Linked DNA regions of Homo sapiens: region 1 is linked to region 2. Evidence: chromatin contacts called from ENCODE Hi-C or POLR2A ChIA-PET data. All regions are on one chromosome and are shown on one strand. The core of a region is the stretch at or near the end of the contact, and the rest is flanking DNA. Distances in the headings are between cores, read along the strand shown. Region 1 has its middle 42 kb from the start of SRSF5. Region 2 holds the start of EXD2 (exonuclease 3'-5' domain containing 2).

What was found. Hi-C counts contacts between places; a loop is a spot of excess contacts on that map. ChIA-PET counts read pairs that join two places held with the same protein, here RNA polymerase II (POLR2A). Pooled maps may share reads with other maps.
Region 1: a loop to region 2 is called in a pooled map, with 2.4 times the contacts of the local background. The contact joins the enhancer-like site here to the promoter of EXD2 in region 2. A Hi-C loop is called at or near these places in 1 of 50 pooled maps. POLR2A ChIA-PET finds 5 or more read pairs at or near these places in 2 of 52 experiments (MCF 10A and activated CD8-positive, alpha-beta memory T cell).

Annotation. Positions count from the first base shown.
Region 1 is chr14:69,722,332-69,728,740 of GRCh38, forward strand. No RefSeq gene overlaps it. Among named protein-coding and RNA genes, the nearest start is that of SRSF5, 42 kb to the right of the region's middle. Within about 2 kb of position 4,785, at least 26 of the 41 ENCODE cell types and tissues checked have a DNase peak (open chromatin) inside an H3K27ac peak, as active enhancers do.
Region 2 is chr14:69,187,901-69,193,581 of GRCh38, forward strand. It overlaps EXD2 (exonuclease 3'-5' domain containing 2), which reads left to right and starts at 3,598. Exons shown (of 10, transcript NM_001193360.2): 1 at 3,598-3,691. All of the region lies in intron 3 of GALNT16-AS1 (GALNT16 and EXD2 antisense RNA 1), which reads right to left. RefSeq lists a silencer at 3,819-4,008.

The DNA of each region.
Region 1 (6,409 bases), core at 3,535-6,034, 540 kb after region 2:
AAAAAAAAAAAAAAAAAATTACTTGAGAGTGGTGGCACTTGCCTATAATCCCAGCTACCTGGGAGGCTGAGGCAAGACAGTCACTTGAACCTGGGAGGTGGAGGTTGCAGTGAGCCGAGATGGTGCCACTGCACTCCAACCTGGGCGACAGAAGCTCCGTCTCAAAAAATAAATAAGTAAATTAATTAATTAATTAATATTGTCTGTGAAAAGGACCCAGGCTCCTTGGAGAAATGGCTGATTCCAGAGCTGAGGCAGGAAGACTGCGAGATGAGCCTGGAACATATTGTATCAGGAAGCAAGAAAGTGCTCAAAGAATGATAGGGACATGCCCGAAAGACTCCCACTGAAGGGGCTTCTACTGGCCACATCAGGGACATTTTGAGCATCAGAATAAATAATGATTATAATGGATTATAATCCATAGAATAAAACAAAACCATGAATCTATAGAGATAAATTTTACAGTGGAGACGCCCAGCAGACATTGCTTTCATCAGTGGGACAAATCAAAATCGTGTACCACCTGACAGGAGGCACCAAGTGAACACAGCATCACTTCCATGATATTCCTACAGAATGCAACCTACGCTAATAATGGAAAAGAAAATGAGACAGACCCAAAGTGAGTGATAATTCACAAAATAACTGGCCTGTAATCTTGAAAATGTCAAGGTCATGAAAATCAAGGGAAAATCTGAGGAACTGTTGCAGACTGAAGGAGACTAAAAGACATGAATAAAAAGAAATTAACATATGATTCTGAACTGTGTCCTTTTGCCATGAAAGATGTTAGTGGGGCAAAACTCAAACAGGGTCTGAGGATTCAATGGTAGTAATGTCTCAGTGTTAACTTCTTGATTTGACAGTTGTGGTTATGCGGGAGAATATCCTTGCCAGTGGGAAACACACATTAAAGTATTGGGAGGGGATTGGGAAAAGTATTCTCAAATGCTTCAGGAAATGATCTGTAAATTTGTGATTGTTTCTAAACAACATTATGTAGATAATGCACTCTTTGCAATGATATGAAATTCTTTCACCCTGGAAATTGTATGACTTAGTTTGTTCCTGTTGCTATAACCCAATACCTTAGACTAAGTAATTTATAAACAATAGAAAGTTATCACTTGAACCTGGGAGGTAGAGGTTGCAGTGAGCTGGGAAGGCTGGAGGCTGGGAAGTCAAAGGGCAGGGAACCTGCAGATTTGGTGTCTGGTGAGGGCTGCTCTCTGCTTCCAAGATGGCACTTTCTGGCTGCATCCTCTCATGGTGGAAGGGCGAAAGGGATGATTCCTACATCCTCACATGGGAGAAGAGATGGAAGGGCCTAAAGAGGCCTGGCTACTGCCCTCCAGCACTTCATAAGGGCATGAATCCCATTCTCCAGGGTGGAACCCTCATGACCTAATCACCTTCCAAAGGCCTCACCTTTTAATACCATCAACTTGGGGTTTAAGTTCCACCATATAAATTTTGGAGGGAGGCACACATTCAAACCATAGCATTCTACTTGCAGGAATTTTTCCTAGAGATATCTTTGCTCATGTGTATATAAGTTACTCAATGCAGTGGTTTAATAAAGCAAAGATTTGAAAAAAACCTAAATAATCACCAACATGGGCTGGTTAAATACATATGATATATCCAAACATAAAATGCATACAAAAAAAAAAGAATAATACAGCCTGGCACCAATCTGCAGAATACATTGTATGAAAAAGGCCAAGTATGGAGGAATAGAAGAAATAGGCCAAGTATAGAATAGGCCAAGTATAGAGATGCAATCATTTGTGTACAAAAAGAGATAAACAGTGTCAATGTGCTTGCTTTTGTATGCACAGAGGATCTCTGTAAATACACCCCAGACATTGAGACCACTGGGTGACTCTGGAGAGAGGTTCTGGTGCTTGGGAGAGTGACATGGGAGGAAGAATCTTCTACACCCTTCTGTACTTCAGAATTTTGAAGCAAGTGCATGTATTACCTGTTTAATAAATTAATTAAACTAAAATTATATATTAAAAAGTGAAATGCACTGGGCACAGTGGCTCATGCCTGTAATCCCAACACCATGGGAGGCTGAGGCAGGAGAATCTCTTGAACCCAGGAATTCAAGACCAGCCTGGGCAACATGGTGAGACCCTCATCTCTACCAAAAATTTAAAAAATGAGCTGGTCATGGTGGTGCACACCTGTGGTCCCAGCTACTTGGGAGGCTGAGGTGGAAGAATTGCTTGAGCCCAGGAGGTTGAGGCTGCAGTGATCTGTGTTTATGCCACTGCACTTCAGTCTGGGTGACAGAGATCCTGTCTCAGAACAAAACAAAACAAAATGGCATGCTACCTAGACACAGAAGGAATAGAAGGAATAAATTAACAAGAAATTTTAAAAATTTATCTGATCTCTTGTTACAAATTAGTAATCTGCCTTCTGGGACAGGTCGCACAGCTCCCTGCAGGGCCTTGCTTAAGAACAATAAACAATTCTCATTGCCTGCTATTTTCATCTACTTAACCCGGAAAAATAAAATTATTTGTTGGGACTTTCAGTATTATGGATGGAATTGTGCCCCCTTCCCCCTGTTCATATGTTGGAGTGTTGAAATCCTAACTCTCAGTCCCTCAGAATGTGATCATATTTGGAGATAGGGTCTTTAAAGAGGGAATTAAGTTAAAATAAGGTCACTATGATGGCCCTAATGCAATATAACTGGTGTCCCTACAAGAAGAGGAAATGGAAGAAGATGTGAAGACACAGGGAGAAGACAGCCTTGTATAAGCCAAGGAGAGTTTTGGAACAGATTTTGCCCTCACAGGCCTGGGGATGAACCAAACTTGATGACATCCTGATATTGGACTTCCAGCCTCCAGAATCTAAGAACATAAACGTTTGTTGTTTAAACGATAGTCTATGGACTGTTCAGGCTGCCCGGTCTATGGAAGATTGTAAAGGCAGCCCTAGCAAACCCATACATTCAGTCTCAGAAGTGGGAGCTGGACCAGGGCTTCTTCCCACAACAAGAACCCATCCAGGCCAGGTGCGGTGGCTCATGCCTGTAATCCCAGCACTTTGGGAGGCTGAGGTGGGTGGATCACTTGAGGTCAGAAGTTTGAGACCAGCCTAGCCAACATGATGAAACCCCATCTCTACTAAAAATACAAAAATTAGCCCAGCATGGTGGCTCATGCCTGTAGTTTCAGCTACTCGGGAGGGTGAGGCAGAAGAATCACTTGAATCTGGGAGGCAGAAGTTACAGTGAGCTGAGATGGCGCCACTGCATTCCAGCCTGGGTGACAGAGTGAGACTCTGTCTCAAAAAAAAAAAAAAAAAAGGAACACATCCAGAGAATGGGCAGGCAGCCAGCATGGAAGGGGCTGGTGAGGGAACTAGTGAGAAAGGGAAGAAAACACCCAGTGGGGCAGGACTTTGAATGCCATACTAAGGATATGGATGTGATTCCATAGGCAAATGGGAGCCGTTGAAGGATACTGAAGAGAAGAATGGTGTGCTGTCAGTGTAACATAACGGGAAAGAACTTGATGGACAATGGATTGGAGTGGACACTAACTGGAAAGACCACTGTAGGCATCTGGTAAAAGATGTTCATTAGCCCTCAGATGATGAGAGCACAAGGTGGGCTTGACTTAGCTAGGAAGAGTTGACAGAATTGCTCATGTATTTGGGAAAATCATTCAGGCGAAGGGGTCTTGAGCTTTGTGGCGGACTGCATGGAAAGGAATGAGAAACAGACAAAGGAGTCAAAAAGTCTGCTTATGTCTATGCATAGCAAGGAGAAGAAAGGCGGGAAGGACAGAGGAATGAACAAATTGCTTTGATTTGGAAAAGAGTGTGCAGGGAACCTGTGCAGAGGGCTGGGACACATGGGTCTGTGGACTGTGACCAGGATGCGGAGCAGGGTCCATCACACTTGTTCAGAGGGGAGGACCAAAGCCTGTTTCAGGAAATTGCTTCTGGGGTGAAATGGAAGTGGTGTGTCTCCCACAGGAAGACGTAAGGGAACTTGAAGGACCAGAGTATAGCCCACCTGTGAGAGGCAGTAATTTAAAACCCTCTCATTTTTCTCCATGGCCAGATCTTGGAGGCACCATGCCCACGGCTCTGCCAGGTCTGTTGCAGGCCTAGTTTTTCATTCCTGGGATGGAGTATGGAGGCTGCGGTGGGAGGATCACCTGAGCCCAGGAGATCGAGGCTGCAGAGAGCAGTGTTTGCGCCACTGCACTCCAGCCTAGGCGCCAGAGTGACACCCTGTCTCAAAACAAGCAAACAAAAAACCAAAACAAAACTAATGATGCAAAATTTTAAAATTGAAAAAAAAAGAAGAAAATACAGGGTCCACGAAGAGGAGTGGATCCACCCCGTCTTCTTTCCCTGCTGCCATGCCCTTTGGCAGGCAGCCGTCCCCACGCCCGGAAAGCCCCAGCTTCGGCTCAGCCCACAGCACAAGGGCATATCCTTCTGCCTGCGCAGGCCAGGGTGCTCGACGCCCTCGCGGTCCGCCTGCGCGCCCCCACGCAGGCTCAGCAGCGCCCGGGCCTGCAGCAGAGGCCGGAGGAAGCGCCACGGGCGGCTCAGACCTGAGGCCGCAAGGGCGCGCCGGGCGGGCAGGGCGGAGGGTCCGATTTCCTCCCTCTGAACGGAAAAAAAGCCACTTTCCCTGGGAAGAACTCGAAGAAGTTGGATGTCTGATCTTCACCTTGGATTTGTGGTCTCGGCCCGCGGGCGACTCACCCCACCCACCAGGATCCCACGAAGCCGGGCCGGCTCAGCCCGCTGGCGCCATCTAGTGTCGAATGAGGAGGCGGCCCTCTGCGGCTGGAGGGGACGCTTGGGCGTGTGGTGAGTTAGCTTCCAGGTTATGCAAAGCGGGGGTCAGCGGAGAGTCGGGGGTGTGACAGCCAGGGCCTCCAGCGGGTAGGGGATGCGACCTAGGAGTCTATGAGAAACTGACTCCTGCTTGGACTCTGTATTCTGTTTCCTAGAGCTGCCGTAACAAATTACCACTAACTGGGTGGCTTAAGGCAGCAGAGGTGTCTTCTCTCACAGTTCTGGAGGCCAGAAGTCTGAAATCAAGGCGTGGGCAGGGCCGTGCCCCCTCCGCAGGCTCTAGAGAGAGTCTTTCCTGGCCTCTTTCTAGCTTTTGGCGGCTGCCCGCACTTCTTGTTGTGCGTTTGCTTACAGATGCCTCACTCCAGTCTCTGTCTTCCTGTACGTCCAGGCCCACATCTCCCTCCTATAAGAACACGGGTTATAGGATTAGAGCCCACCCAATCCAGTAGGATTCATCTTAACCTGATCACATCCTATTTCCACATAAGATCACATTCACAGGAACCAGAGGTTAGGACACCCTCCAAAGAATCTTTCCGCTCAACAGATGTCCTTCGAGCACCTGTAAGGCGCCAGGCTGGTGCTGAGGGCTGGGCACATGGAGCTGCTCTGTCCTTGAGGTTCTCACGACTGGCACTAATAGTGTCATTACCGATCTCTGTCCCCCTTCAACCTTGACTCCTCAGTGCCTAGCAGGGCCGGCCCAGAGGCCCTGTATTTCATTGAATTAGGAAGGAAGGATGGAGGAAGGGCAGGAGAGAGGAAAGAAGGGCTGCAGGAATGATGCAGGGAGACCACGCAGCGGGGAAGGGGGTGCAGAGCAGTTGGCTAGTGCTTTACAGAGCAAGTGCTGTTGGAGCTGGGTCTTGAACCAATAGTAGTTTGGTTGCCAGGCAGAAGAGATGGGCCAGGGGGAGAGGCCTTCTAGGCAGAGCTAACAGGTGGGCAATGCCCAGTTGTGAGTGGGGCCGTGAGGTTGGGGAGTTTGGGAGCCAGGTGTGGTTGGAAGGGAGGGTGTGGGGGAAAGGTGCTGTCAAATGGTCCAGACCTGGAGACTGTGGCTCTATGGTGAAGGGCTTCGAGAGCCATTCTCTTGGTTTGAAGTATCTTGTAGGTGGGCAACCGAGAAGGTTTTAAAGCATGTGCTAGGTGTCATAATTACCAGGGGTGGAGACGGTGCAACAGGCAGAGACCCATGAAACAGAGGTCCATAGAATATCCTACCTTATAAATAAAAATTATTATTATTTTTTGAGACAGTGTAGAACTGTGATCTGATCTGATACGTTCTGTCCTTTAATATCTGAGTTAAATATGTTATTGGCTCCCAATCCAGACCCCAAGAGAGGATTCTTGGATCTCCCGCAAGAAAGAATTCAGGGCCTGTCCACAGAGTAAAGTGAAAGCAAGTTTATGAAGAACGTAAAGGAATAAAAGAACGACTACTGTATAGACAGAGCAGTGGCATGGGCTGCTCGACTGAGTATATTTATAGTTATTTCTTGATTATATGCCAAACAAGGGGTGGATTATTCATTAGATTTCCAGGAAAGGGGTG
Region 2 (5,681 bases), core at 2,348-4,847:
CACCTACTGAAAGACATCTTGGTTGTTTCCAGCTTATAAATAAACCTGCTGTCAACATTCATGTGCAAGTTTATGTGTGGTCCTAAGTTTTCAACTCATTTTGGTAAATACCCAAGGGTGTGGCTGCTGGATTGCATGCTGAGACTATCTTTACCTTTATAGGAAACTGCCAAACTGTCTTCAGAAGTGGCTATACCATTTTGCATTCCCAACAGCAATGAATGAGAGTTCCTGTTGCTCCACATCCTTAGCAGAATTTGGTGTTGGCAGTGTTTTGGATTTTAGCCATTGTTTAACCTCCGCCCCCAAGACTCAAGCGATCCTCCCACAACTGCCTCCCGAGTAGCTGGGACCACAGGTGTGTGCCACCACACCCAGCTAATTTTCGTATTTTGGGTAGAGGTGGAGTTTTGCCATGTTGCCCAGAGTGGTCTCAAACTCCTAGGCTCAAGTGATCCACATGCCTAAGTCTCTCAAAGTGCTGGGATTACAGACGTAATTTCCAAGTACACGGAGTTTTAAAAATAATCCTTTCTTTCCCTTCCTTCCTTCCTTCCTTCCTCCCTTCCTTCCTTCCTTCTTCCCTCTCTCCCTCTTTCTTTCTCTCTCTTTCGTTCTCTCTCTCTCTCTTTTTTTTTTTTTTGATGGAGCCTCGCTCTGTTGCCCATGCTGGAATGCATTGGCACGATCTCGGCTTACTGCAACCTCCGTTTCCCCAGTTCAAGCAGTTCTCCTGCCTCAGTCTCCCAAGTAGCTGGGTTTACAGGCATCGGCCACTGTGCCTGGCTAATTTTTGTATTTTTAGTAGAGACAGGGTTTCACCGTGTTGGCCAGGCTGGTCTTGAACTCCTGACCTCAGGTGATCCTCCTGCCTCAGCCTCCCAAACTGCTGGGATTACAGGCATGAGCCACCGCACCCAGCTTCATGATTGATTTCTAACTTAATTGCAATGTAGTCAGAGAATGTGATCTGTATGATAGCAATTTTTTGCAATTTGTAAAAAGTTGCTCAATAGCCTACATTTTTAAAAATTATTTGATTTTAAAAACAGCAACCAGTTAGATAATCAATGGCCTAAATCAAAATTAATTTTCTTAAATCTTCCCTGTAAATGTGAAAAGTATATTTGAGAACAATTTGTGTTTTCACATCGTTGAGGACATAGTTCTTTTCTTTGTCTTCCTCAGGAATGGAGGGTTCTTTACATAGTTCTATACATGCTCCTTAGAAAAGGTTAATTAATTATGTCAGACATTCCCATAATGACTGGTGATTCTTGGATGTCTTCTCATATTTAAAAGTGAGAAACTGTATTTTAAAAGCTGATTAGAAATTCTGTATGCACAGATGAGTCTTGTTGACTGGGCCTTAATGTAGAGTGATTGCTTGTGAACCCAGACAGTTCTTTATGAAATCCTCCAAATGTCAATATTCTGCTATTCTTTTTGTTTTTAATTATTAATTTTTGTGGGCACACAGTAGATGTACATATTTATGGGGTACATGAGATATTTTGATACAAGCATACAATGTATCTGCCATTCTAATCTAATTTCTATCTTTTAAAATTGTATCTTTTTTTTTAGTTTGGTACTATGTCCTTTCCTGTTCTTTCTTCTTTGGGTTAACAAACTTTTCACTCCTTTACTATCATTTTTAAAAACCCTTTTATCGAAGTATATATGAAACCAGAAAAGTGCTCACAAATATAACCTGAACACACATGTAAAGCCGCACTCAGATTAAGAAATAGAACATTATCAGCACTTCGTGAACCTCCTCATGTTCCCTTCCAGTTATTACTACCCTAAGATTAATCATTATATACAGTGACTTCTAATAGCAGGGATATTTGGGTAGTTTCCCGTTTGGGGCTGTTGAAAGTATGGGTATGAGCTTTTTTTTGTACATGTCCTTTTGGTGAATACATGCAGACATTTCAGTTGCATATATATAACTAGGAGTAAAATTGTTTTTTGTTGTTTTTGTTTTCGAGACAGGGTCTAGCTCTGTCACCTATGCTGGACTGCAGTGGTGTGATCACAACTCACTGCAGCCTCAAACTCCAGGGATCAAGACGTCCTCCTGCCTAAGCTTCTGGAGTAGCTGGGACTACAGGTGCACACCATGATGCCCAGCACTTTGGGAGGCCGAGGTGGGAGGATCGCTTGAGGCCAGGAGTTCAAGACCAGCCTGGGCAACACAGTGAAAATCCCTAAAGTGCTGGGATGACACGTTGAGCCACTGTGCCCCAGCTAGGGGTGAAATTGTTGGAACAAAGTCTTTTCACATATTCAGATTCAGTTGATACCGCCAAACAGTTAAACAAAGTGATTGCATCAATTTATGTTCCCTTCAGGAGCATATGAGAGTTGTGGTTGCTCCACAATCTTGCCAATACTTGACATTTTCTTTTTCATTTAGCTATATCTCATTGTGGTTTTAATTTGCATTTCCTCTTTATCCTTTGTTTTTTAAGTGTTTCAAGATGGAGCAGATAAAAATTCAGGGAGTTAATCCTCTATAATAGCTGGAAATTTCCCCCATGGGTACTCATTCAATGGAATTTAAAACATTTGCCCCTGTATTGAAGGCAATATAGTATAAAGGATGGGGCCACATGCTCTGCAATCAGAAATATGAGGTTTGATTCCTAACTCCGGTGCTTACTTGCTGAATTACCTTGAGGAAGTTATTTAACCTTTTTCTATTTTATGTAAAACGGCACTAATAATAGTACTGCCTCACAGGGTTGTTATGGGGATTAAAGGAGAAAAAATAAGTAAAATGCTTTGCAAAGTTCCTAGCAACAGGTGAGCACAAAGTCAACAAATGGTAGCTATTATTATACCTTATATTGGTTATTTATGCACATCTCATTTCTCCTTCTGTTTTACACATTCCATGAGAAAGGAAAAGCATGCATGTAGCACAGATTAACTGCCTCACATATAATTGCTAATAAAGACTGATTGGATGAACGATTTAATATATAAACAAAAAGTATTGTGGTTATCGCTATAAAAGATGGCATAGGTTGGGCATTCACGCCTGTAATCCCAGCACTTTGGGAGGCCGAGTTGTGAGGTTCGCTTGAGCCCAGGAGTTCGAGACCAGCCTAGGCAATGTAGGGAGACAGTATCTACAAAAAAAAAAAAAAAAAAAAAAAAGGAGGGTACATAAAATTATTATAGTGGCTATAGGATAATGTGCACTGCTAATGAAGACTACATTATTTAAATACAGTGTCTTTCCTTCTATTTACTGTTATCGTTTAGCAGAAAAACAGTACGCAGGATACTAAAGAAGGAAAATTCGATGTCCCATATTACATTTGTGAGAGTTCTGGAGGTTTCTCCCTTCAAAGCCAAAACCAAAACACAAACATACCATCCCAGTAACAAATGCGTCACTTTTCTGAAGAAGACGTTAAGCCCTTCCAATTTTAACAGATCCTTTGTTCAACAGAGGAGAGAGACTGGGTAGGCATCACCTGCCCCAGTAGCTTCCGTACAAAATGGCGTTGCCCGTTCCCACACGCCAGCTGGGATTACGTCCTCCAGGCCTGTCGCAGGAACGGAAGTGGTTACGGCCCTAGTGAATCCGGGTGGGTGCGCGCAGGCGGCCGCACAGGTTCCAGGTCTTTAACGTGAGCCCGCTGCAGGTGTGCGGCCCAGTCCGAGACAGCAGGTAAGTGAGGCTCAGAAGCCGGCGAAGCCTTGCACCAGGATTGTGCGCGGGGCAGGGGGTGCTTCCAGTGCAGACTAAGAGGGGTCGTGGAGCGGGGGGATATTACCGTGTACGGGGGTGACATTGCGGGGCCCCCGCTGTCCCGGAGCGAGTTGGCCCTGCCCCTCTCCCCGCCCCTCGGCGTGACCCCCTCGCCCCCGTCGCACACGGCGGGGCGGTTCAGCACCCAGGTGCGCAAGGAGGGCCTCACCCCTGCCCGCGGCCTCCCACGCCCTCCTTGGGCCTCTCCTTTCGACCCCCTTACCCTCTCCCTGGGAGACTCTACCAGACCTTCGAGGCTGCGTGTCCCAGTCAGCTAAAAAGGAGGCCCCGCCCGCGGCACCTGGTAGCTCCTCGGGCGCTGCGGGTTCGACGCGGCAACAGCTGCTGTTTTCTCTCCTGGATTCGTGTGAGCCGCCACCCTCGCTACCATCCCTGTCCTCCCAGACCACACCCTGCTCTGGGCCTTGCCGGGAGCCACCTCTTTGGCTTTTCACATCCCTGGGATGGATCAAAACTAAGAACCTTAATCATTATTTATTACAAAATTGACATCTGCTCCTTAAAATACAAACAAACCAATCCCCCGATAAGCTTTTGATATGATTCCAACATTCAAACTCCTTTATATACCCTCTCCTCAAAAACACAAAATTGAAATTATACTTTATTTTCTTAGTTCTGTTCCAAGGATAGAAGGAATTGAAAGGTTTTGTTAATCATAGGAATTAGGAAGTGCGGGTTGGGGCGCAGCGGGGAAGATGGATTAAATTTGGTCAAGTTGAGCTTGTTTTAAAAATGTATTTTTAAAATATTCTAGTTATAGTCCGTGCATAAAGCCTTGTAACAAAATTATGTAAAAATTTTAAACACAGATCTTTCTTAGCTTGATGTTCTTGGTGGTGAGGGTGGGGAGTGTGGAAGACAGATCCTCTTTGATTTTGTTTTTTTCCATCTCCACCTTCTTTACCAGTCCCTTTCCCACAAAATAAGAACTGTTGTCAGTTTGTGTGTATTTTTCTTTGCATTTATTTGACAAGTATGTGTACGTATAAGATATATGTTTGTAAGATTTCGCTTTAAACTTTTACAAATATGCATGTTTTATGCATTACACAACTTGACGTTTTATGCTTAAAAACGGGTCTTGGAATTTTTTCTTTGTCAGTACCTAGAGATCTACCTATTCTTTCTACTTGCTCTGTAAATTCCATGGTTATGTAAGATTCCATAGATTGTTTCCAGTTTTTCATTGTTAGACACAGTATGGCGGAGAACATCCTTCCCACACACCTCTGTGAGAGCCCATGTGAGAGCATTTCTCAAGGATGGGTACCTGCAGGTGGAATTGCTGGGTGGGAGAGTATGGGGATTTAGGAATGCCAAACTGCCACCCACGGTGGATAATAATTTCCTCCATTCTCTCTCTCTTTTTTTTTTTTTTTTGAGACAGAGTCTTGCTCTGTTGCCCAGGTTGGAGTGCAGTGGCGTGATCTCAGCTCACTGCAGCCTCTGCCTCCCAGGTTCAAGCGATTCTCCTGCCTCAGCCTCCCGAGTAGCTGGTATTACAGGCACCCGCTACCACGCCTGGCTAATTTTTGTATTTTTAGTAGAGACGGGGTTTCACCGTATTTGCCAGGCTGGTCTCAAACTCCTAAACTCGAGTGATCCGCCTGCCTTGGCCTCCCGAAGTGATGGGATTACAGGCGTGAGCCACCGTGTCTGGCCCACCATGCTCTTTTGATCATTTAATGGTATCGATCTTTTTTGTTTTTGCCAATCTGATGGATGGAAAAGTGATTTCTCTTTGCTGTTTTAATTTGCATTCCCCTGATTACTATTGAGATTGAACATCTTCATGATTGTCAGCCATTTGTATTTCCTCTTTTGAGAAACATCTCTTTCTATTGGATTGTCTTTTCCTTATTGATTTATAATAGTATTTTATATG